Regions from separate parts of the Homo sapiens genome. Here region 1 is linked to region 2. Evidence: read pairs that join two places in POLR2A ChIA-PET (ENCODE). Cell type or tissue: K562. All regions are shown on one strand. Links, peaks and the distances in the headings refer to the core of each region. The heading gives the core; the rest is flanking DNA. Region 1 has its middle 24 kb from the start of ODC1-DT. Region 2 holds the start of LOC124907731 (a long non-coding RNA gene).

What was found. Peaks named below come from ENCODE experiments on the same cell type or tissue, not always from the same donor. Only the 100,000 strongest peaks of a DNase experiment are listed, where the experiment ranks them.
Region 1: POLR2A ChIA-PET joins it to region 2 with 6 read pairs; 3 of 35 experiments call an interaction of 5 or more read pairs at or near these places.

Annotation. Positions count from the first base shown.
Region 1 is chr2:10,465,505-10,481,795 of GRCh38, forward strand. No RefSeq gene overlaps it. Among named protein-coding and RNA genes, the nearest start is that of ODC1-DT, 24 kb to the left of the region's middle. RefSeq lists enhancers at 928-1,428, 1,429-1,929, 3,600-4,114, 4,115-4,629, 11,287-11,990 and 1 more and a silencer at 12,686-12,876. In K562, for the core only: no CTCF peak of the experiment used is centred there; no DNase peak of the experiment used is centred there; H3K27me3 peaks cover 1,111 bases.
Region 2 is chr2:10,269,602-10,280,736 of GRCh38, forward strand. LOC124907731 (a long non-coding RNA gene) reads left to right here and starts at 2,800. Exons shown (of 2, transcript XR_007086209.1): 1 at 2,800-3,117; 2 at 3,701-4,068. It also overlaps the pseudogene RN7SL66P. RefSeq lists an enhancer at 2,074-2,574. In K562, for the core only: no CTCF peak of the experiment used is centred there; DNase peaks (open chromatin) are centred at 9,070 and 9,390; H3K4me3 peaks cover 683 bases.

The sequences.
Region 1 (16,291 bases), core at 8,241-10,740, 200 kb after region 2:
ATCCGCCCGCCTCAGCCTCCCAAAGTGCTGGGATTACAGGCATGAGCCACCGCGCCCGACCCAGAACCTGATTTTTGATAAAGGCCCCCATGATCTATGTGCACAAGGGTGCTGGGAAAGCACCGACCTGAAGCAGCATCCTCGGCTTGGAGGTTATAGGCTCCCATGGGAACATGATATGTGACACCCTGTGAACTCTTCCCAGGATTTCCAAGCCTTCCCATGCCTTGGAGCCCATCTGCATAACAGGCAAAGGGCCCTCACTCTAGACCTGTATGTTTTGACCAGGATTGTTAATTGACCAGGATTTACGTGAAAAAAATATGCATGTGCTGTAATATCATCCTCGTATCCCACTATATGTATAGGTACACAGAAGATTTTACTTTGATTTTATTTGACTCCTTGTGAGTTCACCACCATGCTTGGATGGGGAAGGGTACTATTCTGAGGTGGTAGTGGGTTTAAGCATTTGCATACTCTATCATTAATTTTATCATAAATAAAACAGTAATAAAGCCCTGGAAGAACCTGTACCCCAAAGCCATCTGCCTACGCATTCTGTGTTTACTTAGTTATTTGGCATTTACCTAGTGCGTTCCAATTTACAGAATGCTGGCATGTGTTTATCTTCTTTAACCCTTGTAACAACTTTGTGAAGCAGGAGCTATTTCAGGCCGGACGCTGTGGTACACGCCTGCAGTCCCAGCACTTTGGGAGACTGAGGCAAGAGGATTGCTTGAGTCCAGGAGTTTAAGACCAGCCTGGCCACATAATGAGACTCAGTCTATACAAAAAGTAAAAAATTAGCCGGGCGTGGTGGCGTCTGCCTGTAGTCTCAGCTATTCAGGAGGCTGAGATGAGAGGATTGCTTGAGCCCAGGAGGTTGAGGCTGCAATGAGCTATGATCATACCGCTGCACTCCAGCCTGGGCAACAGCAAGACCCTGTCAAACAAACAAACAAAAGAGAACTGTTTCAAAGACAAAGACAAGGAGATGAAAGCTCAAGGAGGCTTTATATGTCTATTGAAATAGCAAGGCAGGAATCCAGGCCTTCTAGTGCTAGGCGATGGCAAATATACTTCTCTAGATCCAAAACTAGAGAAACAGGCGGGCGATGCTCAGTGAATGGCTACAGATTGAACAAACTGAGGGGAGTGAAAAGTCACTCTCTGGTTCCTCGCCTCCTAAGTTCTGGAAAGTTCTTTCAATGGCATTAGCAGAAATGACCAGCCACCAAGACATTTTCTGCCTCCAATGACACCCAACAGTGACTCCTTTCAAGTATGTTGGCCAACTTGCAGACTGGACTCCAGTGTGCTGGGCATTGTGAAGGGGTTCACTGCACCCCTCCCTACCCCATTCCTCCAGGCCAAGGGCCAGAGGGGGCCCCACAGGCTGACGGTCACCAGATTCAAGACTCTGGTGCCGCAGGAGGCTGCTCAAGGGCCCCAAGGCATCTTTTGCCCTCAGCACCAACGCTGGCCCCCAAGATGGCCTTGGCACATGCTGCAGTCGTAGGAGAGAGAACCGACAGCAGGGGTCTCCTAGAGTCATCTGGGCGGGTGTAGCTCTCAGGGCCAGAAGGACCCGTGTGAGAGGTAGGGTGAGAGCAGGTAAGGTCTTTGGTGCCTTCGGTAATCTAGACGCATCTGTACCCACAGGCTGCCGAGGTCACATGAAGCAAGGGTCCCGTTTGTATTCTAGGACCATCATTTTCAATTATTTTTCATGACAAGTGTGTACTGTTTCAAACACATGAGCTGACTTGGTTTCATGGGCTATTTGGGGCCAGTATTTGCCTTTCATCACAGTGTTGCTGGGGTAAAATACATCTCACATTTCAAATGACTGACTTGCAAGCAACATCTTAGAATACAGCCCACCTTTCTTAGTTCTAGAAGTGGGGTGCTGCGGGGTGCCCCGGGGGAGGGGAGGGAAAAGCAGCAGAGGGGCTGCCACCATTGCGGTAACTCTGCCTGTCTCCTGGAAGCAGCGGGACGGGCACCACTTCCATCCAGCAGATGTCAGCGCCATAGCCTATAGCTGGTGGAGGAGTCCGCCCCGTTCACTTCTGTTGCTGGCCGAGTCCCACTTCACTGAGAGTGTCTGTGCCGTTAACCAGAAGGAACACTGGGCGGGAGGGGCGGGTCTTGTCCAGTGCTGTGTCCTCACCTTGCCTGGTGCAGGGCACGCCTCACGTGCCGGGATGGACAATGTGTGTGAGTGAGGTCAAATGCACATAACATTTACTATTTTATATTTATTTATTTATTTATTTATTTTGAAACAGAGTCTCACTGTGTTACCCAGGCTGGAGTGCAGTGGTGCGATCTCAGCTCTCCGCTGCCTCCACCTCCCACGTTCAAGCGATTCTCCTTCCTCAGCCTCCTGAGTAGCTGGGGCTACAGGCGCATGCCACCATGCCCATCTAATTTTTTTATTTTTAGTAGAGATGGGGTTTCACCATGTTGGCCAGGCTGGTCTCAAACTCCTGACCTCAGGTGATGTGCCCACCTTGGCCTCCCAAAGTGCTGGGATTACAGGTGTAAGCCACTGTGCCTGGCCAAAATTTACCATTTTAAAGTGTACCATTCAGCCGGGCATGATGGCTCATGCCTATAATCCCAGCACTTTGGGAGGCTGAGAGGGGCGGATCACCTGAGGTCAGGAGTTTGAGACCAGCCTGACCAACATGGAGAAACCCCGTCTCTACTAAAAATACAAAATTAGCCAGCCGTGGTGGCAGGCGCCTGTAATCCCAGCTACTCAGGAGGCTGAGGCAGGAGAATCGCTTGAACCCGGGAGGCGGAGGTTGCAGTGAGCGGAGATCGAGCCATTGCACTCCAGCCTGGGCAACAAGAGCAAAACTCCATCTGAACATAAATAAATAAATAAATAAAGTGTACCATTTAGTGGCATTCAGTACATTCACAATGTCCTGCAACCAGCACCACTGTTGACTTCCAGAATGTTTTCATCACCCTGAAAGGAAACCTCATAACCATTAAGCATCCTGGTGGTTGTAATAAGGAGCACTCACTTTTTAAAAGTACTATTAATTTTTTGTTTAAGACAGGGTCTTGCCCTGTCACCCAGGCGGGACTACAGTGGTGCGATCGTAGCTTACAGCAGCCTCTAACTCCTGGGCTCAAGCAATCCTCCCACTTCAGCTTCCTGGAGTAGCTGGGACTACAGGCATGCAACACCACACCCAACTAATTTTTTAAAGTTTTTTGTAAAGACAGAGTCTCACTATGTTGCTCAGGCTGGTCTTGAACTCCTGGGCTCAAGCTGTCCTCCCACCTCAACCTCCCAAAGTGCTGGAATTTCAGGTGTGAGCCACAGTGTCAGGCCATAAATGTTATTTTCTAAAATGAGAAGAAACAGCTTTGCCTTAAAGAATGAGCCCACCCCTCTGTTCACCCCCATCACTGGAGAGGGGAGGCCCGGCCCTGTCGGATGTGCTTTGCTGTATTTGGGGCCATTTTTGTAATGTGGCTTGTATTCAGTCCTTCACATTGGATTCTACGGGCCTCATACACACAGGTGTGTGCACACACACACAAACACACCATCCTCATTCTTTTACAGTTGCCCTCTGTGATGGTCTTAAAACTTCTAGGAGGACCCCTGGCAGTGAAGAAGTCTAATTCCCATTTGTGGAGGGATTCCATGCTCCATTGTGGGACATCCTCAAGGTTGTCTAGACACATGGACTTGGCAAATATTTATGCAATTCCGCTGCTGTTGAAATAAGAAAGGCCTGTCTAGGAAGGCAGACAGCCCAAGAAAGGGGAGGACAGGCCCTCGGGGCCAGATTTGGGTGGGATTGGCCAAGGCCAGGCTCAGAAATTCCACCTGGTCAGGGTCTGAGGGACTGGCTCAGACCAACCCAGATCAGGAGGCTGAGAGGACAGCAGACTGATGGGGTGAGGGGGCCCAAGACCAGGGGAGGCCTTGTGCACTCTGGAGCACCAGGTTGGTGGCCAGCCCCTGGCTCCTGGTGGCAGGGCCATCTGCCTGGTAGAAGTACCCAGAAGTCTGCAGCGGTAGCGGCATGTACCTTTTCCCCCTATGGGGCAAGGTCACCTGGAGAGGGGGCTGGACAGGCCACCTCTGGGCAAAGTTAGCACATGGGACATGCTTTCCCTGTCGTGCCCACAGTCCAGTGAGGGGAAGGAAAGGGCTGAGGGCTTGTCCTGCAGGCAGTGTCCCAGACAACCAGTCTAAGAGGCCTGGTGGCCGGGCTGGCTCCAACACCCCCAGCTAATGTCATTTCAGGGCTGAGCTGCAGGCAGTATGTGGGGGCCTGTGCTCCAGGCCCCAGTGCTAGGGGCGCATTCTTAGGGCCTGAAAGGAAGAGCGGATGGAGGAGCATGAAAGAACACAGGAGCCTGCAGGTGAGCTGGCGTCCAAGAACCTGTTCGAACTGAAATGTGCTTGTGCCGCCATTCCCATTTTTAAAGAGAGAATCCAACAGAAAAATGTGTTGATTCCTTTCAGATTTGCCATGCCTGAGAAACACCGTTCATTCAGGCCATGGGACTGCACCCAAGTTCTTGCCCCTCTCTCAGCGGCACTGGGAAGGGACACTTCATTCCCCAAGGCTGCGCTTGCAATGCTAACGCTGTCAGGGGCAGAAGAGAATCCTGGGAGATCCAGGCTTGCAGGCTTGGAGGCAGGAAGCACCTTAAAGTTCAACACTCCACTTTAGCAGGATCTGAAAGAGACAAGCATGACATATCCACAGTGGGGTAACCCCAGCTAATCCTCTGTCTCTCCGAGCTGTCACATAGCAGGAGCAGCTGTAGTGACTGCTCTTGGGTGTTGTCATGACCTGGGTGAAGGAGAGCCGCAGTCCCAGCCAGGATTTTGGCAAAAGCAACAGAGGAAAGAATTGGATAGCACTGGTGCTCCTCAGTCGGCTCTGCTAGGACAGAATGCAGGCAGCTGGCGGGACAGGAATGGCAGAGCAGATGGGGACCCTGATGGAGCCCTTGCCACGTGTGGGGCTCTGTGCAGTGGGATTTCGTGTTCGTTAACTCATTTGATCCTTGCCACAGCTCCTTTTACTAATGAGGAAACTGAGGCAGGGAGAGGTTGGAACTTGCCCAAGATTAACCACAATGGGTACAGAACCAGAGTTCAAATCCAGGCTTGTCTGACTTCAACAGTCATGTCGGAGGAAAGAGCAAAGCATCCGGAGCCGCTTCAGTGTCTCCAGGTCAAGGGAAGGAGCTTTGCTGGTGGTGGTGAGGCTGTTGAGTAAGACAAGGAGAGCCATCAGCAAGGGGTCTCTCAGGGGCAACTGTGCCCCGTTCTGGAACCGCGCACACTCTCCTAGGAGAGTCGCCTATTAATCCATGCACCCAACAACAGAAACTATTAGCTCAGCCTGGCTCACGGTTAAAATGGAAGCCCTTCACTCACTTACCAACGTCCTCTGGAAATGCCATTGTAGGATTAATAAGCCTTCCTGCAACACAACCGGGTACCAGGTGTCAGCTGGCTGAGTGACAAGAGCATCAACTTCAAGCCAGAACATGGTTGGAATCCTAGTTCTCCTGTGTGACCCCAAATATGCCACTTCACTTTCAGAGCCTCCATTTTCCTCATCTGTAAAATGGGGATAACAACAGTCACTCATAGGGTTGTCTTAAGAATGTATTTCGAGGAGACAGCACAGGCAAAAAAAAGCCACGAGCCCCGTGCTCGGCACACAGCAGATGCTTGGTTGAGTCCAAGTATGAGGGAAGTGAGAGTTTTCCAAGCGAGAGGGTTGAGGAGCAGAAGCATTCTGACCTGAGAAATGGGTGTGCAGGCTTTGCTCAGCTCACATGAAGATAAGCCAGTACCAGGGTGAAACTTCTGAGTCAGCTCGGATAACTCCCCATAACGCCTGTAAGCCGTACAACATGTATTTAACACAGACGCTGCAACTGATTGAGGTCTCCCTGTCAATCACGTCCTGGGGAGGGGCGGGGAAACCAGCAGGGCGGCCCCCGTGGGGCCAAGCCAGGCCTGAGACAGTCGACTTGCGGTCTTGTTCAGACTTAGCTACTAACTGCTTTGGGGCCTTCGGCAAATTACTTAACTTCTCAGTGTCTCACTCCCCTTATCTGTAAAATGGGGATAATAATATTTACCTACCTCAGGGGGCTTGTTGCAAGAATTAATTAAAGTTTATGAAGTGCTTTGAGATTCCCAGATAAAAGGCCCTGCAAAAGTACAAAGGATTATTATCACAAGCCAGTAAGCTATAAAACATAATTTCACAGGAAAAGGCAAAATTTTAATTTCTATACAAGCAGAAACAGAGGCAGATATAGTCATAGAAAGTTTTTTTTAAGTCTAGAAGATAATTTACATAATTTTTAAAAATTATAACATATTTTCTCCTTGCCAATAATCAATGCAGCTTGATAATTACAGATTTCAGTGGTAGGCCAGCAAAGGGTCATAACGTGTCTCTTTGTGCCAGGCCTGTGTTAGGGACTCTCCTTGAGTTAGCCCTTGGAGTCCCACAGCAGCCCTGGGAGGCAAGTATCAGCACCCCAGCATCATGCGAGGGGAGAGAAAGGCCAGCCCTGGAACCTTGGAGGAGCTCTAGAGCTTTCCAGCTCTGAGGAATGCTTGGTGACCTTCTAATTCCCCTTGGCAGGGCATCTTTAAGCAGATTTGAGTTGTAACCACAAGGGGTAACCTAGAGAAAGGCTGGATCAGGCTGTTTGAAAGGAAAAATGAGCTGCTGCTATCTGCATTCTAGTTCATGTTTGAACACCTGTCTCCCCAAGAAAGCCCCCCTTCCTCCATCTCTAGGCTTCTTTCTTCACAAGAAAAAAGGAAAGATCGTCTCCATCTGCCTGTGAACTATGTAGGGAGACTCAATTACCTTCTTTAAAAAATATTAATAGATGATAGATATCTATCTATCTATTTAGATAGATGGAGCTTTAAAGATGAGAAGCCCTTTATATGGGAAGTTTTGTATGGCTAGTCCCTTTCATGTCCCCTGGAAGCCTTTCCACAGGTTTAATTAGGTGCCAGGGATGGGTAGAGCAAGCCCATACCTTTAGGATGGTTCTAAGGGGGACAGAGAGGCAGCGTGAGTGACCACGGGCTTGGGGTGAAGGCCTAGGTTGTTTCACTCTGGGGTTTGGGGTGGACACTAGAACTGAGCTCCTAGGCAATGCATGCAAAGCACCTGATACTGGGGGAGAAATGATTTTTATTTTTATATATTTTTTGAGAATGAGTCTTTCGTTGTCTCCCAGGCTGGAGTGCAGTAGCGCCATTGCAGCTCACTGCAACCTCCCCCTTCCAGGCTCAAGCCATCCTCCTACCTCAGCCTCTCGAGTAGCTGGGACCCCAGGTGCACGCCACCATGCCCAGCTAATTTTTTTGTATTTTTAGTAGAAACAGGGTTTCACATGTTGGCCAGGCTAGTCTCAAACTCCTGAGCTCAAGCGATCTTCCTGCCTTGGTCTCCCAAAGTGCTGGCATTACAGGCATGAGCCACCGTTTCTGGCCCAAAAAATGATTTGTATTATTCTTTTGTATATTAGATGGACAGAGAAATGGAAGAATACAGGGTGGGCAGAATAGTCTATAATTTCCCAGCTTGTCTGAAAAATTTCAAAAGTACATTTGGATTAGAAAATTATAACATGAAATGAATGGGCACCAATGGGTAAGTAAAAGGCATCTTTGTCTGGCTCATTCTGGGATCCATGTATCTGGGGAGAGGCTCCTGCTCTACTGGGGACGTGCAGAGGCAAACCTGAAAGTGGGGTCCTCAGAGAGCAGATGCCTGAAGCAAGCGCGGGGGTCCCAGCCCACCTGAGTTGCTTCCTCTGAGCTACAGAAGCTAAAGAGCCAGTAGCCCCAGTCACTTTTCTCCATGTGGAAGACATTGGTTCAGATCTCAGTTTTGCCACTTGCTGTCTGTGACTGCAGGATTTTTAAAATTTATCTTCTTATCTGGAAAACAAGAACCTCCCCCCAGGGTGTCCTGAGGACTCATGGGTCAGTGCTTAGCCAGCCTCCCAGGTGTGGAAATCCCCAGCCCCGGGAGGACCTGCCTCACCTCTGCTTGGGGCCAGCACCTTGCCGTGTGCTTTTTCTGTCTTATTTCATGAATTCTTCACTGTGAGATAGGAGATAAAATGTCAAGATCTTAATTTGACCTTCAACTTTGAAGAAATACTTTTCTACTAAATTCCCTTTTTATGAAAAAAGAGAGAAAGATAAAATCTGTAACAGGATAGAATACATCGATGCAATCTGTCCCTCCATATTCCAAGTACTCCAAGCAATCTCTGCTAGGATCTGTGCAGGAAACACGAGCTTTGCAAACACCTGGCAACAAGAGGCTTTTTTTTTTTTTTTTTTTTTGAGACGGAGTCTCGCTCTGTCGTCCAGGCTGGAGTGCAGTGGCGCGATCTCGGCTCACTGCAAGCTCCGCCTCCTGGATTCACACCATTCTCCTGCCTCAGCCTCCCGAGTAGCTGGGACTACAGGTGCCCGCCACCATGCCCGGCTAATTTTTTGTATTTTTAGTAGAGATGGGGTTTCACCGTGTTAGCCAGGATGGTCTCGATCTCCTAACCTCATGATCCGACCGCCTCGGCCTCCCAAAGTGCTGGGATTATAGGCGTGAGCCACGGCGCCCGGCCGCAACAAAGAGCCTTGAGCGGCTCCAACATCTCCCACCAGTGCCGGCATTCCTGGGCAGGTGACAAAGAGCCAGGGAGGGACAAACAGCCTGAGACCAGGCCAGCGGGGTTGTGAACTTCCCCCCCAGTACGGGCACCCAGAGTTGGTGCCGCACTCCACACCCACAACCTCTGCAGGGACAGGCCACCCGGAGCTGCTGACACAGATGTGCCAGAGAGAGGGAACCCGTGTTCCTCGACTCCAGGAATATGAGGATCAAAATAACCACATTTTAGCATCGGAAAGGGCTTTAAACATTTTTAATTTCTTATTTTTGGAGAGATGGAGTCTCACCATGTTGCCTAGGCTGGTCTTGAACTCCTGAGCTCAGGGCTTCCCAAAGTGCTGGGATTACAGACGTGAGCCACCGCACCCGGCCTGGAAGGGCTTTTGAGATGGTATCATTTTACAGAAGAGAAAAACGGTCTCGGAGAGGCCTAAGTGCTTTCTTAAGAGGGTACCGAAGCCGAGGACTGGCTTGCTCCCTGGGCCTGGCTGCTCAAGGTCCTTTCCCACTGGCTCTGCTTTTGATGGCCCCCCAGACCCTCCGTTTTTTCTTCTGCAAAACCAGTGTTGACCAGAAGCCAAAGTGATCATCAGCATAGAAATCCTGGCTGAGGAGCCTCTCAGGAGGCCACAGAGGAGGATCCCTCAACTGAGGGAGAGGGAAAGGCAGCCGCCTGGTGGGGCCAGAGGGCAGGGCCTCTCCTCTTTGGGGTCTGTGTTGGGAGGAAGGGGTTCCCCAGGAGAGTGCATGATCTTTCTTCCACCCTCTTGCTTCCCATGCGCTGGCCTTCGGCTGACTGGTCTTCTACCTTTATGCAGCTGCGTCCTAAATATGCCACATCAGAAGGAACAGGGGCTGCCGTTTGGATCTCCGTTGTGTGCAGGAAGTGCGCCTGTCCCACTGTCACGCAACCTCTCCCAGTCCTGCAATGACATCTGTAGAACGGAGTCCCTCTTCCACAGAGGGGGACCCAGAGGCTCACGGCGGTCAGGCGGCTCACCCAAGGCCACACAGTAAGGCCTCGGCGGTCTCCTGGCTCCACACTCACGGTCTCCCCACACCCACTCTCGGCAGCCCCTCTGGGGAGTGCCTAGAGGTTCCGTCACCTCTGCGTGGGGGCTGGGGGTCCAGCGGGAACTGTGTGCCAGCCACTGGACGCTTGTCTGTGAAGGGGGCTGATGGACCTAAGGGCTGCTCAGGGCATTTCTAGCTCTCATTCTCAGGGCTGGCCACGGGGGAGGGGGGGCTGTGTGAGGTCCCCAGGGAACCCTACCCCCGGCCCAGGGCGGGGAGGGCTGCACACATGTGGCTCAGCCAGCAGCCTTGGAAAGACCTGTCCTCCCCGTGGACCTGGAGACCAGGGTTCATCCGAGCACAGTGGCAGGAGGCCTGGGCCGGGCCTGAGGCCTCGTAGACCCCAGGCGTGCTGTGCGCAGTGGACAGGATGAGTCTCGATGGGCCTCGGGGTTCTCACTGCCGCAAGGAGAGGGCTGTGGGTGCTTGATTTCAGAAAAGACAAAAATCTCCGCATTTGGGCACGAAAGAGACCGCCGAGATCTCCAGTGCTGCCGCTGGTTTCGTTTGGAAGAACATTTTCTTGCTTAAAAAGCAACCCCATGTCTGAACATGCCTGTCCCTTCATGCTGATATACTCGGTTCTGGAAGCCGAGGGTCGCCGATCTGGTGCGCAGTTAACAGACCTACACCCAGCTTGTGCCGGTCTAACAAGCCACGCCAGAGGGGAAGCTGCCCGGGGCCTCCCAGGGCCCCTCCCTGAAGGAATTGTACTCACGTTCCCATCCCAGCCTTCTGGGCTTTGGCCTCGCCACACCGACTGAGCCACAGTTAATAATTCCACAGCATCTGTGAACCTAAGGACTCGTTTAATCCTCCCGAGACCTTGTGAGGGGAGGCTTGTTAATCCTGTTTCCTCAGGCGAGCGGGATGCTGAATGACCAGCCCTGGACATGCTGGGCAATGGTAGGGCTGGAGGTTGGGTCTGGCTTGACTGGCCCCAAGGGTCACACTGTTGCCCTGAGCCCAGGCACCTGTGAGAGAGCATGGCAGCCTCTGGCTCTTTCTAAGTGGGCAAGACAGGCTTTGAATGAACTGAATTATGCCAACCGTTGAAGGGCTTGGTAGCAGGTTAGACTCTCATACCCTGGGAAGGCCCTCCTCCTGAAGGGAGAAGCGCAGACACAGTACCGTAGCTGCCATGTGCAAGCCCTACTGTGTGGGGGCACCACCCACGTGATTTCATGGACTGCCCGCTGTAGAAATGGGATTGGCACTCTTCATACTTTGTGGTGGAGATGCCGAGGCTCTGAGAGATGAAATGGCCTTTGTGAGTGACATAGCCTGGATTCAAAGCCCGGGAGACACAACTCAAAATGGGCTGGGATACTGCAAATTAGTCACTAAGAATTGGAATTTAAGGCTGGGCTCGGTGGCTCATGCTTGCAATCCCAGCACTTTGGGAGATCGAGGCGGGTGGATCTTCTGAGGTCAGGAGTTCGAGACCAGCCTGGCAACCCTGTCTCTACTAAAAATGCTAAATAGGCGGAGGCTACAGTGAGCCGCTTTCATGCCACTGCACTCCAGCCTGGGCAGCAGAGTGAAACTCCCGCTCAAAAAAAAAAAAAAAAAAAAAAAGAATTGCAGTTTTTAAATCTCCCTCTTATCACTACAGGGTGGGAAAGAGACAGGTGCTGGCCGGAGAAGGGAAACCTTTTCTGAATTGAAGCTATTGGTACCATGTTTTGTTCAGACCCAAAAAAAGACAAGTTGTTGGTCTAGCCTAGTAGTTCTCAACTGGGGTGATCTGGCAATGTCTGAGGATCTTTTTGGTTGTCATGGTGGGGAGAAGGTGTGCGCTCCTGCGTCTGGTGGGTGGAGGCCAGGGCTGCTGCCACACGTCTCATAAGGTGAGGACAGGCCCCACAGCAAGGAACAATCCAGCCCACGGTGTCAACAGTGCTAAACAGTGCACCTCCATCTCCCTCAGACGTCTTTGCTGTTATTTCCTGTTCCCCTGGTGCCGCCTACACAAATTTCATTCATTCATTCACTCTTTCATTCCTTCATCCATTCATCTCTTCAATACTTATCAATAACTATGGTGTGGTACACAATGGGCCCAGGTCGCACCTTAAGGAGCTCACATTTGGAGAGTGGGGAGGAGAGAAAGAAAAGCAAGCAAAGCATGGGTGCCCGGGCCTGGCAGCACAGGGGCAGACAGGACGCGTGGTTCAGCCTGGGGAAAGGGAAGCCTTCCTGGGTGAGTTGACACTGCCCCTGGGACTAGAAGGATGAGTAGATCCCACAGAAAAGAAGTCGTGTGATGTGCAAACATTCAGAAGAGGGAGAGGGCCTCCCCTCTGAGCCTGCTCTCTTCCTGCCAGGCTGTGGCCTGGAACAGGCTCCCTCCCACACTCAGTTTTCAACGGAAGGGCAGAGGCCACCTGCTCTTCAAGCTTTGCAGAGGTCTCCATTGGCAGTGGAGCCAGAGCACGTATAGGGGAGGTGTCTCTTTCATCTCCCCAGGAGGGTCGGCCGTGTTGGGAACACCCCGTGATGCTAATTATTCAAATGGGCTTGTCCTCTGAGAAGCCGCTCTCTGAACTTCAAACATTTTGACCAGTACTAATTGAGCAGCAAAGCATCCAGGAGATTAGATCTGCCCCAAACCAATTAGTTTAACTCTGGAGAAGTTTACCAAACATTTTTCTGTGATCAAAGACTCTTTTTTTTGCAGAGGGTGTGATGCTCCACCCATCTGTCTTCCTTTGCCACGGGTGGACAGACGGCAGAGGAGAAGCGTGTCTCTCCTCTGCAGGTGGCCCTGGTGTCATGGGGTTAAAAGTCTGCGTTTTCAACATTCTCACAATGGCTGTGAGGACCCCCTGTTGTTTCTGTGACTTGGTGCAGAGATAAGAAAGGTCTTGGGGCTTTGAGGGAGGTGGTGCCTGAGACCCCCCTCAGGCACTGAGAGACATAATCCCAAGGCCCGGGGGGGTTCCATGGAAGGAAGGATGGCAAGGCCCTTCGCATGACCGTGTTGCCTAGGCTGGGTCAGCTGCATGATGGCCGTCGTTTGAGTCACTCACCATTCGCTAAGTGGCCTCACCAGTGCCAGGTGCCGGGGATGTCACAGATGAGGGAGAGGCCACCTAGGGCCTCCAGGAGCTGGTGTCCAGTGGGTGGGAGGCACAGCAGCACACGCAGTCATGGTGCAGTGTGGCCACGGCCCTGTGTGCTGCTGAGGGGCCCTGAGCCTGCGCCCTGTCCCTCCTCCGAACGTTTGTACATCATACGACTTTTTTGTGGGATCTATTCGTCCTTTGAGTCCCAGTGGCGGTGTCAACCCACCCTGGAAGCCCTCCCTGTCTCCAGGCTGAATCGGGTGTTCTGTCTGCCTGATGCTGGGGCACCCGTCCTTCATTTGCTTTTCTTTCTCCCCTCTCCCCTCCCCAAAGGTGAACTTCTTAAGGTGGGACCTGGGCCTGTTGTCTGTGTATCCCCCCACAGAAGAGGTCCGATAAATATCGAATAGATGGAGGAATAAAGGAATGGAATTGTGCGGGCAGCATAGGGGGAACAGGAAGTAATGGCTCAGCTGCCTGAGGGAGATGAAGGTGCGTCCCTCAGCTGACGCTTTGTGGTGACTGTGTCTGCTGACACCACTCTAGAATATTCTCTCCCTAGAACAATGCTGACAGGCATACAATCAAATAGATGGATATTCCCTCCCCACCATGAAAGACTCATTTCATGGGAACAAGTCCGCACAGCAGCATGTGGGTGTGCACCCCACACACCAACCCCACCAAAACCCACAGTGTGCATGCCCATGTCTCCCCGCCCACCAGTGACGGGGCGTGCTCGGCCCCCCTTCCTCATGACAGCTGGTGACCCCGCTGCCCTTCCGGCTTTGTAATGGCAGAAACACAAGGACCAGAGAGGGAAGAGGAGAAGGCAAATGTTTATTGACGTGAGTACAGGCGCTCCTACCGCAAGAGAGGAAACACTAGCGCTGCGATTATAAAGGTCATATACCTTGCACCTGTGGAATATTCTCCTGGAAGTTTCAATTCAGAAAATAACTAAAAATTTTTTATGAACAGAAAAATGGAGGTTGCCTTCCCCTTGAGGTAGTAGAAATGCATTTCTCTGGTTACGGACGAGATGAATTTAGAGCCAACAGCAATAGTCACACAAATGGCTTCAGGCAGGGTCTCGGCCACCTCTTGGTTAAAGTTGCTACTTGAAGTTTTCTGTAAGAACAGTCACGATTTAGTAATTCTGGAGCCCCCGACCCCACTCAGTTCGGCCTCAGCAGATATGCTCATTTGAAAACACGCATCAGCTGCCATTTTGCTTCAAGATGACCAAATGCCCCACAAATTAGCCCTGTCATGTATCATGATCCCCTTTAGTAGCATAAAGGGATCCTACATCCATCAACTCCTGTGCAGGTTATCGGGGAACAGAGAGAACGAGATAAACATGAATGTGAAGCAGTGCTGTTGAACCCATGCGTCACCTTGCGTGGTCAATGAATGAGCATTGACGCACTTTTCAATAATCATAATGTTTACAAGTACTTGCTAAGTACCAGACACTGTGCTAAGTGCCTGAGATACCTCACTCAGCATAGACTTAGGAGGTGTGTGTTATGGTCACCAGCTAACAAATGAGAAAATGAAATGAAGTGTTCATTGGCCGGGGCCATGACAGAGCTTGTAAGCCCAGAGCTGAGATGGGGCCCCAGTGGCCCACATATCTAAGTGGTGCGATGCACGGCACAGAGCAGACTATAGAGGCATCTGCATTATTATTACATTTGTATTATTATTTTGAGACAGGGTTTCATTCTGTCACTCAGGCTGAAGTGCAGTGGTGTGATCATAGCTCACTGAAACCTTGAACTCCTGGGCTCAAACAATACTCCCACCTCAGCCTCCTGAATAGCTGAGACTATAGGTGCATGCTATCATGCCTGGCTAGTTTTCTTTTCTTTTCTTTTCTTTTCTTTTCTCTTCTCTTCTCTTCTTTTTCCCTCCCTCCCTTCCTTCCTTCCTTCCTCTTTCTCTCTCTTTCCTTCCTTCCTTTCTTCCTTCCCTCCCTCCCTCTCTCTTTCTTTCTCTTTCTCCTTCCTTCCTTTCTCTCTCTTTCTCCCTCTTTTCTTCCTTTCTCCGTTTCTTTCTTTTTCTTTCTCTCTCTCTCCTTCCTTTCTTCCTTCCTTCCTTTCTTCCTCTTTCTTTCTCCCTTTCTTTTCTCTCTCTCTCCTTTCTTTCTCTTTCTTTCTCTTTCCTTCCATCTCTTTCTTTCTTTCTCTCTTTCTTTTCTCTCTTTTTCTCTCCTTCCTTCCTTCCTTTCTTCCTTTCTCTCTCTTTCTCTCTTTCTTTCTCTCTCCTTCCTTCCGTCCTTTCTTTATCTCTTTCTCTTTCTTTCTTTCTCTCTTTATCTCTCTTTCTCTTTCTTTTTTTCTCTTTCTCCTTCTTTCCTTCTCTTTCTTTTTCTACCTTTATTTCTTTCTCTCTTCCTCTCTCTTTCTTTCTTTTTCTCCTTCTCTCTTTCTGTCTTTTCTCTCTCTCTCTCTTTCTTTCTTTTTCTCTCTCTCCTTCCTTCCTTCCTTCTCTCTCTCTTTCCCTCCCTCCACCCTCCCTCCCTCTCTCTCTTTCTCCCTTTCTTTCTTTCTCTCTCTCTCTTTCTCTCTTTCTTTCTTTTGTAGAGACAGGGTCTCACTGTGTTGCCCAGCCTAGTCTCCTAGTCTCTAGTAATCCTCCATGCCTGGCTAATTTATTTTCTTTCTGTCCCTTCCTTCTTTTCTTTCCTTCTTTCTTTGGTTTGTTCATTCTTGAGACAGGGTCTCACTATGTTGCCCAGGCTGGTCTCCTGGCCTCTAGTGATTCTCCCACCTTGGCCTCTTGAAGTGCTGGGATCTTCAGTGGGAACCCCCACACCAGGCCTGCATCTTCATTGGTACTGCTGTTATTCAGCACCAGAAAAGATCTGTGCCTCTTTGAGGAGGGACACATCAGAGGCACATGGCCCTTCACTCTCCAGGGGTCACAGGGGAATCTTGACCACCCTGGGCACGGAAGTCAGGTTGTCAATCATTAGCCCAAATAGGAAGAGGGACAAGGGCTCCTGGGCACAACACACTCATCCCATGCAGTCTTCCCCAGCTCACTGAAGACCTGTGACCTGTGGCCTGAGTTGTTGACTTGCCTGGCCCTTATTGATCTGATGCTTTTGTGCACAGGTGAGCTCCTCCCTTTCCTTCCAGCCCCCCTGTTGGAGGATGAGAGACCACATAGACGCAGACCCCAAACAGGTGAGTGACGCCAAGCCTAGAGCAGCCAAGTTCAGCTCAGCCCAGAAGGAAGATGCCACTGAGCCCAGCTCACATCACTAACACACAGAATCATGAGTGAACATGACAACTGTCGGAAGCCACTGAGTTTTGGGAGTATTTGTAACCTACCAATAGATAACTGGGGCACAGGGCAAGCTCATAGGAACAAAGCCCAGTCATGGAACTGAAGCTGGGGGCTGGGGAG
Region 2 (11,135 bases), core at 7,601-10,100:
AGAATGATAATAGGACCCACTTCAGAGCCACCGAGAGGATCAAAGATGAGGCAGAGTGTCGGGAGAGAGGGGAGCTATGCTTCTGAGCTGCATGCTCTGTGCAAATAATAACTCTTCATCCCCTCCATGGGATCTTCCGAGTCCCTGGGTATCAGGAGTGTGTCACCAAAAGAAGCCTAATGATGACGGAATCTCTGCGTAAGCGGCAGGCAGGGAGTGCTCTCTCCTCCTCTCCTCCCTCCCCACCTCCGCTGCTTCATTCTCCCCTCCAGGCTGCTTGCCAGCTGTGCCTTTACCCCAAGCCCTGGCATAAGCCAGGTGGGAAAGGCTTTCTGACTTTGAAAGGTGGGAGGCAGTGAGGACAGAGAGGAGGCCCGGGGTGTTCTTGGCTGGTCCCAGCCTTGTAACTGTTTCCAGCCAGGCAGAGCCAGGCCAGGGCTGTGAGTCCCAGCTGGGAGAAGGGTCTTCCCTCCTGTGGCTCCGGCTTTGGCTGGGTTCACCCTTGCCAGGCCACCCCTCTGGACTCACAGTGTCCTGAGTGCCCAGGTCTGGAAACGCAGGGACAGGGGCACCAGGGCAAGCCTGGAGACTCGGCGGAAGGAGTGCAGGGCTTGCCACCTGATGCCTGGCTCTGCAGCTGACCAGCCAGGTGACTTTGGGCGTGTCCTTTCTTTCCAGGCCTCAGTGTGCTAAGCTGTGACATGAGGGGGTTGGACTCTGCTCCAGGATCTGAAGCCTTTCCCCTGGGGCCTCACCCAGGCTGCTAAGGGCATCTCCATCAGGAAGGTGCCCAGGGACTGAGCCCATGAGAGCAGCCTGGCTTCGCCTGGCAGACAGGCGGAGGGTATCAGCCAGGGCTTCAGGGGCCCTGTGTGTGCCAACCCCCTTCCTCAGACCAGCACAGGAGACTTATATGGCCAGTCCTGCCCAAGACACCCCAATCTGGATCTTGCAAACCCAACATTTCAGGCTGGGTGGGTGTCTGCGTGTGTGCAAACGTGCACACATGGGCCCTACCTCCATTTACACTGGAAGGACTCCTCCTTAACCTCAGGAAATGGGCAGAGCGAAAGGCCTCCAGCCAGTTTCTCAGCTCCTGCCCCAGGGGGCAGGCTTGCTCCAGAGACCCCGTGGGCGAGGGCAGAAGGGAGGTGCTTCCTGGGCTTAGAGGTTGGGAAGTTCCCGCAGAGCCCTCAGTGCCAGCCCTGCGCCGTGGAGGACCATGTCCTGCAGCCAGTGGGCCCAAAGCGATCTGATCATGCTCCCTGCCAGGAAGGAGGTTTCTTGCACCCCAGCAGGTACACAGTGTTCGTTTACAGATCACACACAAGTGTTGTGCAAATTATGAAACATTCCACAACTAAAATTTCATAAAGATGAGGTCATTGTTCTCAGAGGCTGGCTGTTCACAGGTTCACTATGCCAAGCTGCGAAGGCACACACTCCCCGTGCGTCTGGAAGTCCAGGTGAGGCAGGAGAGAGTCCCAGGGTAACCTGCCTTCATCTTCCCACAAATCGGAGTCCAGCACTTGCAGCAAAGCTGGCATGAGGCTGTGATGACCCTGATGTCAAAGGTCCTTTTCAGGCCAGGTGCAGTGGCTCATGCCTGTAATCTCAGTACTTTGGGAGGCCGAAGCAGGAGGATTGCTTGAGCTCAGGAGTTCAAGACCAGCCTGGGCAACATGGCGAAACCCTGTCTCCACCAAAAATATAAAAAACTAGCCAGGCATGGTGGTGCAGACCTGTGGTCCCAGATACCAGGGAGGCTGAGGTGGGAGGATCGCTTGGGCCTGGGAAGTGGAGGTTGCAGTGAGTCAAGATCACACCACTGCACTACAGCCCGGGTGACAGTAAGACCCTATCTCCAAAAAAAAAAAATGGTCCTTTTCAGTGGTTCAGGGGACATTGTCAAACGGGCCAGAGCTGTGCTGGGCTGATGGGCTCCAGGAAGGCAGCCCCCCACAACACACACAGACAACGCACACACAAGCACACACGTGTGAGCACACATGTACACATGTGCACACACATGCACACACGGACACATGCACACATGCGTGAGCACACACATGTGCACACATGCCCACACACGTACACACGTACACGCGTGCACATACACACACATGCGCACCCAGACCCATGCACACATGCACACATGCACACAGACACACACATGTACACACATGTGCACGCACTCACATGCACACAGATACCCACACTCACATGCACACACGCAAACACACACACGCACCTCTCCCCTCAGTTGTGCGCTCAGACAGTGGAGGGGCTCGCCAGGCCTTGCTTTTCGCTTTTTCCTTCAGACTCTGGGCGATTAATATTTTCCAAAAGGCCTAGTGGCCTCCCCATCCCTTTATCACTCCTGCACTTGCGGCTGGTTTAAAAACAATTCCCAACTTCCTTTTACTCTTTCCAGCTGATCTAACTTTCCATGCTCAAGGCCAAATGACACACAAGCCCTCCCTTTTGAGTCACCAGTGACAAGTGTCCCGTGGCTTGGTGCATGGCGTTGGCTCTCTTTGCAGAGGTGGGACCTGAGGGAGGCTCTGGGAGGGAGAAGGTGGGCCGCGTGGAGGGGACCCAAGGTCTGCTTCTGGAACAAGGAGGGCTCCCCTGCCTGCCCCACCCTCCATATGCTGAATGGTGGTGGTCCCTCCTGCCCCACTGCAGCTCCCACAGAGCTCGTCTCCCCACCCTACCCCTGCCTGGTCAGAAAAACTCCATTTATCCTACAGGGTTCTGCGTGGTTGCTCCCGGAAGCCCACTAGGATCTCCCGGGTAAGTGGATGCCTGTTCCTCCCTGCTACAGGTGGAATTGTGCCCCCGTCTTGAAGCCCCCAGTACCTCAAAATGTGACTATACTTGGAGATAGAACCTTTTAAAAGGTCATGGAAGTAAAATGAGGTCATTTGGATGGGCCCCAGTCCAACAGGACTCATGTCCTTTAAGAAGAGATTAGGGCACAGATACACACAGCAGAAAGACCACGTGAGGACACAGCCACAGTACAGCCACCTCCTAGCCAAAGGACGACCTCAGAATACACCAGCCCTGCCGACACCTCAATCCTGGACTTTCAGCCTCCACGACTATGAGAAGGTAAATGTCCGTGGTTTCAGTCACCAGTCTGTGGGACTTTGTTACGCACCCAAGGGGACTGAGACTCTCCCCTGCGCTCCCGTGCCTCCGGGCCTCCTCCAGCCCAGTGAGCGCCAGGCTGAAAGGTTCTTTCCCTTGTTTCCCTCCCTGCACTGGGACTGGCCTGGAGAAGAATTTGTCTGAACGCCTTTGGTGCCTGGCTCTGCAGGTGTTCAGGAAACACTTGCTGAAGTGAATTAAATTCTTTTTTTTTTTTTTGAGATGGAATCTCACTCTGTTGCCCAGGCTGGAGTGCAGTGGCACGATCTCGGCTTACTGCAACCTCCACCTCCCGGGATCAAGCCATTCTTCTGCCTCAGCCTCCTGAGTAGCTGAGACTACAGGAGCACGCCACCACGCCCGGCTAATTTTTGTGTTTTTAGTACAGATGAGGTTTCACCATGTTGGGCAGGCTGGTCTCCAACTCCTGACCTCAGGTGATCCACCCACCTCGGCCTCCCTAAGTGCTGTGATTATAGGCATGAGCCACTGCACCTGGTGTGAATTAAATTCTTCTTGGCCTAAACACACGTACTTTATACAGCTCTGAGGCTCACAGAAGAAATACACAGTTGGTGCCGGTGCAGTGACTCTGGGGCCACCAAAGGGTACATCAGGCCCCATCAGATCTAGCCAGCGACCTGCAGCCCCCGACAAGCCTTCCTGAGCTTCCACCCCGGCTGCAGCCTTCTCCCCATGTGCCCACGTACTTGGGCTGCTACTGCTGCCTGGGTCTGTCCGCTTGTCAGTCAGTGAAGTTTCCCCAATCTGTTTATATTAGTTATGCTTATCATAATGGCATTGTGTAATTGAGTATACACAAAATGATAAAATATGAATATGAAAGTGATTTCTATGCACACTCATTAAATGCCTTGAAAAGACTCATTAAAGGTGAATTGCTTTACAAAATTGCTGTTGAGTTAAGCTTGGTGTGACCGCCAGTCTCCAAGATGGCCCCATGCTTCTTATCTCTTGGAGTTCACACCGTGTGTGGCTCTCTCCCATGTCGAATCAAGACCGACTGGGAGACATAGAATACCATGGGAGTGACACTCTGTGTGCTCCAAGGCTGGGTCACAGAAGGCGTTGCAGCCTTTGCTTGGTTCTCTGGGGTCTCTGGCTCTGGACGAAGCTGTCACACCATGAAGATGGCTCTTTGGAGGGGCCACATGGAGAGGAGCTGAAGCCTCCTACCCGCAGCTAGCACCAGCCTCGGGAATGAGGCAGTTTGGAAGCGGCACCTTCAGCACCAGGCAATGCTCCTGAGGGCAGCTCCTGCTGACGTCGGCTGCAACCTCAGGGGAACCTTATAGTCCAGTTGCTCCCACATCCCTGCCCACAGACAACATGAGAGAGTGTGAATGAGGGTCGGTGCTGTAAGTGCTGGGGCGGCGTCGTTGGCTGGGCAGCAATAGCCAACCAGCACATCACAGGAAACAGGGGCCTAAGTGGAGTCTGCACCTTGTTGTTTACAAATGTTTTTAAACTCGCATTATATTATTTTTTTTTTTGAGACAGGGTTTCACTGTCGCACAGACTGGAGTGAGTGGCACGATCTTGGCTCACTGCAACCTCTGCCACCTGGGCTCAAGCCATCCTCCCACCTCAGCCTCCCGAGTACCTAGGACTACAGGTGCATAGCACCGCACCTGGCTAATTTTTCTGTATTGTTAGCAGAGACGGTGTTTCGTCATGTTGCGCAGCCTGGTCTTGAACTCCTGTGCTCAAGTGATCCACCCATCTTGGCCTCCCACAGTGCTGGGATGACAGATGTGAGCAACCGTGCTGGCCTCTCATTAGTTAAGAAGCAGAGGCTCCGAGTCAGGGGTCCCCCGGGCACCACAATGCCAGAGTCGGTGTGTACTCTAACCACGTGGCCCAGGCCCAGGGAAGGCGTCGCACAGACATCCGGATATGATGGATGAAAGTACTTTTGTATGTTTTAGGTTAAAAATAAAAATATAAGGATATATGTGAACATTAAAAAAAATTTAGGCCGGGTGCAGTGGCTCACGCCTGTAATCTCAGCACTTTGGGAGGCCGAGGTGGGCAGATAATGAGGTCAGGAGATTGAGACCATCCTGGCTAACACGGTGAAACCCCGTCTCTACTAAAAATTAGCTAGGCTTGGTGGTGGGTGCCTGTAGTCCCAGCTACTCGGGAGGCTGAGGCAGAATGGTGTGAACCCGGGAGGCGGAGCTTGCAGTGAACCCAGCCGAGATCGTGCCACTGCACTCCAGCCTGGGAGACAGCGAGACTCTGTCTTGAAAAAAAAAATTTCTCATTGTAACCAAATTTTTGCTAAACAAAACCAACGCCAGTCCTAAAAGTTTGGGAAGAACATTTCTGAGGGTTTCTCTGAATACCTGTGGACATCCCTTCATGCAGTGACCTGAAGGTTGTGTGTCAATCAAAGTTTCAGACATTCGAATGACACTTTAAATGTCCAATTAATTAGGCAGCTTTGCACAGAAGGGGCCCATGATGAACCCTTTTGTTACCGGAAAGGGGTCCAGATCCAGACCCCAATAGAGGGTTCTTGGATCTCTCAAAAGACAGCATAAAGTGAAAGCAAGTTTATTAAGAGACCAAAGGAATAACAGAATTGGCTACTCCACAGGCAGAGCGGCCCCGAGGGGTCCACTTTTATGGCCATTTCCTGATGATATGCTAACCAAGGGGTGGATTATTCATGAATGTTCCAAGAAAGGGATAGGCAATTCCCAGAACTGAAGGTTCCTCACCACTTGAAACCATATAGGATAACTTCCTGACGTTGCCATGGCATTTGTAAACTGTCATGGTGCTGATGGGAGTGTCTCTTAGCATGCTAATGCATTATCATTATTGTATAATGAGCAGTGAGGACGACGACCAGAGGTCACTTTCCTCGCCATCTTGGTTTTGGTGGGTTTTGGCCGGTTTCTTTACCACGTGCTATTTTATCAGCAAGGTCTTTATGACCTGTATCTTGTGCCGGCTTCCTATCTCATCCTGTGAATAAGAGTGCTTGACCTCCACCGGGCATGATGCCTGTAATCCCAGCACTTTGGGAGGCTGAGGCGGGCGGATCATGAGGTCAAGAGATCGAGACCATCCTGGCCAACATGGTGAAACCCTGTTTCACTAAAAATACAAAAATTAGCTGGGTGTGGTGGCACTTGCCTGTAGTCCCAGCTACTCGGGAGCCTGAGGCAGGAGAATCGCTTTAACCGGGAGGTGGAGGTTGCAGTGAGCCGAGATCACGCCACTGCACTCCAGCCTGGCAACAGAGCAGACCTCCATCTCAAAAAAAATAAAAAAATAAAAAAAATAAAAAAGAATGCCTGACCTCCTGACCTCCTTGGAATGCAGCCCACTGGCAGTAGGTCTCAGCCTTATTTTACCCAGCCGCTATTCAAGATGGAGTCACTCTGGTTTGAATGCCTCGGACACTTTGACCTCTTCTAGCTTCGGATCCCAAAGTGGCTTAACAGGGCAAACCTGTACCCTTGGTAGCCTGGACCAGAAGTAAGTGCTCCCTGCCAAGAAGTACCCTGCTGCTGCCCCCGCCAACTTTGGCTCAGTGTCTGTTTGAAAAGAACTGCATGCTTCTTCCTTTCCGTTTTCATGAACTGAAGAGGGCTGACCCGGCAGCTCTGCAGCCCCAAGCTGGCGGGCAGGTGACGGTGTCAGCATCACAGTCCCAGGCTCCGTCTCGGCTTTTCTTCTTCCCTCCCGTCCGCCCCAGTGGCTCTTCTCCTCCCACAGCTCCCTCACCTCCCCATGGCTGCCACCCCTTCACCCCTCGCCCAGACCTCTTTCCTGCATCCTGTCACCTGAGGGATGAACACTTCTTACGTCCCTGACCCTCGCCGCTCCAGTGCCCTCTGCCAAGACTGGTGCTGCCCTCCACCCACCCCTGGGCCAGGCCCGGGTTCGCCTTCCCTCTGCCTGCCCCTGCTTTCTTCCCTTCCAAACAGGGACAGAGTCGCTCAGGCCCCCGCCACCCTGTGCCTCCCCTTCTGCTTTCATGCCTGGCCCCAAGCCCTCCTGTCAGGACAGAGGGGCTTTCAGGCATTCAGCAAGCACTTAACACCTGCTGTATGCAGGGCACTGTCCCTACTCCGGAAGCTCACGCCAGCCGAGGGGGCGGTGGGTGGTCAGATCAGCTCACACCTGGTCAGTTGACCACAATACCAGGGGTGCTATTGGCGCCTAGGAGTGAGTCTCGGGCCACCTGCCTGACAGAGAGTCGTTAAAGTCAGGTCCTGAGAAGGGGCTGAAGCTGGGCAGGAGGAGAGTGGGGCCAGAGCATTTCGGGCAGAGCAGGTGATGTGTGTGGACACCCGAACCTGAGTGGGGGCCCTGCAGGACTGGAGGGGTGACGTGGGCTCTGCTTTCTTAGAGAGTGGTGGGAGGGGATGAGGCAGGGAGCGGGGATGAGGCAGGGAGCCGGGATGAGGCAGGGCATTCCATTCCTCGGAGCCTTGGGGGGCTTTGGAGGCTTGGAGCAGGGAAGTACTGGGATCCACTCGTGATCTAAGGGCTGAATTTGACACACAGGGGACCCACAGAGAAGCTCCACGCAGGCCGAGGGAAGGCCGCTGCAGTGGCTGTGGAGGCACAGATGAGGAGAGCATGTTCCTTCGAGGGATGTTTAGGAGGCTGGGCCGTGGGGACTTGGTGGTGGACCAGATGGAGGACGGGGGAGAAGCAGGCCACAGGTGACTCCCAGCTGCAGGTTCAAGGCCTCAGGGGGCCAGTGACGCCAGTTCCCAAGACGGGGAACGCCGGGAGCAATGGGCCCGGGAAGGAAGAGAATTGATGAATTTGGGACACGTTCAGCCTGGGACACCTGAGGACAAGTAGGTGGAGATGCTACGCTGGCAGGCAGAAGTGGGGTCCAGGCAGAGGCAGAGGGAGGAGGTGGCTCGCCTGCTAGAGGTCACTGAAGTGAGCCATGGCCAGTGGATGGCACCTGGCAGACCTGCGTGGGAAGGAATGCTCCCCTGCTGAACCCTAATCTCTGGAGCGAGGGAGGAACTTCGTCCTGTGGCAGGCCTGCCCGGCAGTGTTGCTGCATTCCGGGCAGCGGCAGCATCGGGCGAGGGTATGGGGTGGGAAGAGCGGACTCTGGTCTCAGCCCTGAGGAACTCTGCATCTGAGGAACAGGTGGAGGGGAAGCCGGCAGAGGGGGCTGAGCAAGAAACCCTGAGACATGGGGAGGACAAGGCTCTGTCCAGTACCGTAGAAGCCGCAGGAGGAGAGCTTCAGGCCAGGGCAAGCAGCCGAGTCAGAGCAGGGCGGAGGAGTGCCCACTGGACTCAAGTAAGAGGAGGGTGGAGGAGTGCCCCCTGGACTGGGGCCAGAGGAGGGTGGAGGAGTGCCCCCTGGACTGGGGTCAGAGGAGGGAGGAGGAGTGCCCCCTGGACTGGGGTCGGAGGAGGGAGGAGGAGTGCCCGCTGGACTGGGGCCGGAGGAGGGAGGAGGAGTGCCCCCTGGACTGGGGTTGGGGGAGGGAGGAGGAGTGCTCGATGGACTGGGGTCAGAGGAGGGCGGAGGAGTGCCCGCTGGACTCAGGGACACGAGGCCATCGGGGGCTTTGGGGGAAGCAGCTCTGATCATATGATGGAGGCCACACCAGAGTGCACCAGGAGCAAACAAACCCTGAGGCTTTTCCCATGACAAACTGTCCTAAAAAGGAAAGGATAGGCCCATCAATGAAAAGGAGCGTGGAATCCTGGGAAGAGCTGACTGTTCTGTGTTTTCAGATGTGGGTGGTGGAGCACGTGGTCGGTTATGATTGGGGTTGGCTGTGACACTATTTCGTTAGGAGAGAAGTTTAGAGGCCAGCAGTTTGTGGTGGGAATGGCAGCGCCTCTGTCATCAGACACCCACGCTGCCTCTTCCTTTCTGCTCACTGTCCTGGCCACTTCCGCCTGTGTCTCACTGGCCAGATCCCAGACACATGGCCCCACCCCGCTGCTTGGGCTTCTGTGGCCGAGGAGGAAGAGGAGAAGGGAATTGGTGGGTGACTGGCAGCTTCTGCCACATTCCGCTTAAATATTAATGAGAAATGCCAAAGTCACAGAGAAAGGAAGATGGTTTTTGGTTTCAGGTTCCTGAGAAGGCAGGGGTAGGGGGAGAGGCAGCTGTCCAAAGCCCAGGCGAGGAGACCAGGCTTTGGGAGAAGGACAGAAACGGCTTCCATGGCTCCTCTCCTGCGGGAGGGATGAGGGAGGAGGGGCTCGAGTCTGTAGATGTGGCCACAGAGGTCAAAGGCTCTCTGTCTGATGGCTTCTACATCATGAAGACAGCCGGGAGCTCTACCAAGAGTGTGAAGTGTGCAGAACAGGTCAGAGAATTTCAGAGAGTGGAGAAGATACAAAGCCCTCCTTAAACAAGATGGGGAATCAAATGGAGAAGCATGTGGGGGTTGCAGGTTAGTTCAAGATAGAACTCAAGAGCGCAGTTGACCAGGTAGATGTGGGCTTCCAGCAGGCTGGGAAGTTGGGGAGTGGACTCCCAGTAAGGCCAAGGAACAGCCTCGGAGGAGCCACTGGGCGGGCAGCTTGGAAGAGGGGCCAGCTCAGGAGGTGGGTGACTGGAATTCGGATTTGGGAGATGGTGCATTCCGAGGCAATGTCCAGGCTGTCCCTGACTGTGAGTGGAGCTGATGGCTGAGATGGAGGGAGATGATGTGGTGGAGAAGAGGAGGTGGAAGACCCAAGAAGCCAGGGCACCAAATGGGTCATCCACATGGCACCTGAGTTGTTTAGGATTGGGGCAGGAATTGGGCGTGAGCAAGACATAAAACAACGTCCTCGCAGCTCTGCTCGGCTCAGGGCTGTGAAGAGGCTGCCATGGGAAAGCAGTCGTGAGTTGGGTGTGTGACTCCCAAGCCCTGTATGGGACCCCAGGTGGTCTCCTGCGCCCATCCCTCCCCTCACTGGCCCAGCCTACCCAGGACTTCCACGGGCATCTGCTTCCCTCAGCTCAGAACCCCCAGCTCCACCCTTTGTAAGTTAAACTCCCAAACCCTAGCCTGGCGTTTGAGGACGCCTTTACCTGCAGAGTGCCGTGGCTCAGAGCAAAGACCCCTGATTCCGACCCCCTGGGTCTATTCTTGTGCCTGCCACTTAATATATGTGGGGCCTCAGCCAAGTTAACAAACCGCTTTGTGCCTCAGTTTCCCTCTATAAGATGGCGATAGTAAAGGACGTCTCTCTAGGGATTAAATGAGGTAACCTACATAAAGTACTTACAGGTGTTAGCTGCTATTTTAACTCCTCCTGGCCTCTTCGCACACGGGGCAGGCTACTGACCTCTTGGACCACTCGGAAGCCTCGCATTTTCCTGACTCCTGCCTCGGAAAGCTCTGCATGCCTTCCTCTCCTCTCTTCCTCAGTACGGAGCACCATGCCTCGGTAAGCTCTGCTATGCTAGTCCAGTGATGACTGGCCTGCCCTTCCCACTCCCACAGCTGGGCCCTAATTCAGGACAGCCTTGCCTCCTACCTGAACTCACACAAGACTGGCCTCGCTCATCTGTGCCCTCCCGCACTTGTTCTGATTCAGCTTATGCCCCCTAAAGAACAGTGGTGGCCTCTAGCCCACCAGGGGTTCCCCACCTCATTCAGAAAGGTGTGGCTCTTTCTTTCCTTTTTCTTTTTTCTTTTCTTTTCTTTTTAAAATTTTGAGATTGGCCGGGTGCAATGGCTCATGCCTGTAATCCCAGCACTTTGGAAGGCTGAAGCAGGTGTATCATCTGAGGTCAGGAGTTCGAGACCAGCCTGGCCAACATGGTGAAACCCCGTCTCTACCAAAAATACAAAAATTAGCCAGGCGTAGTGGCAGGCACCTGTAATCCCAGCTACTTGGGAGGCTGAGGCAGGAGAATTGCTTGAACCCAGGAGGCAGAGGTTGCAGTGAGCTGAGATCATGCTATTGCACTCCAGCCTGGATGACAGAGTAGTACTTTGTCTCAAAAAAAAA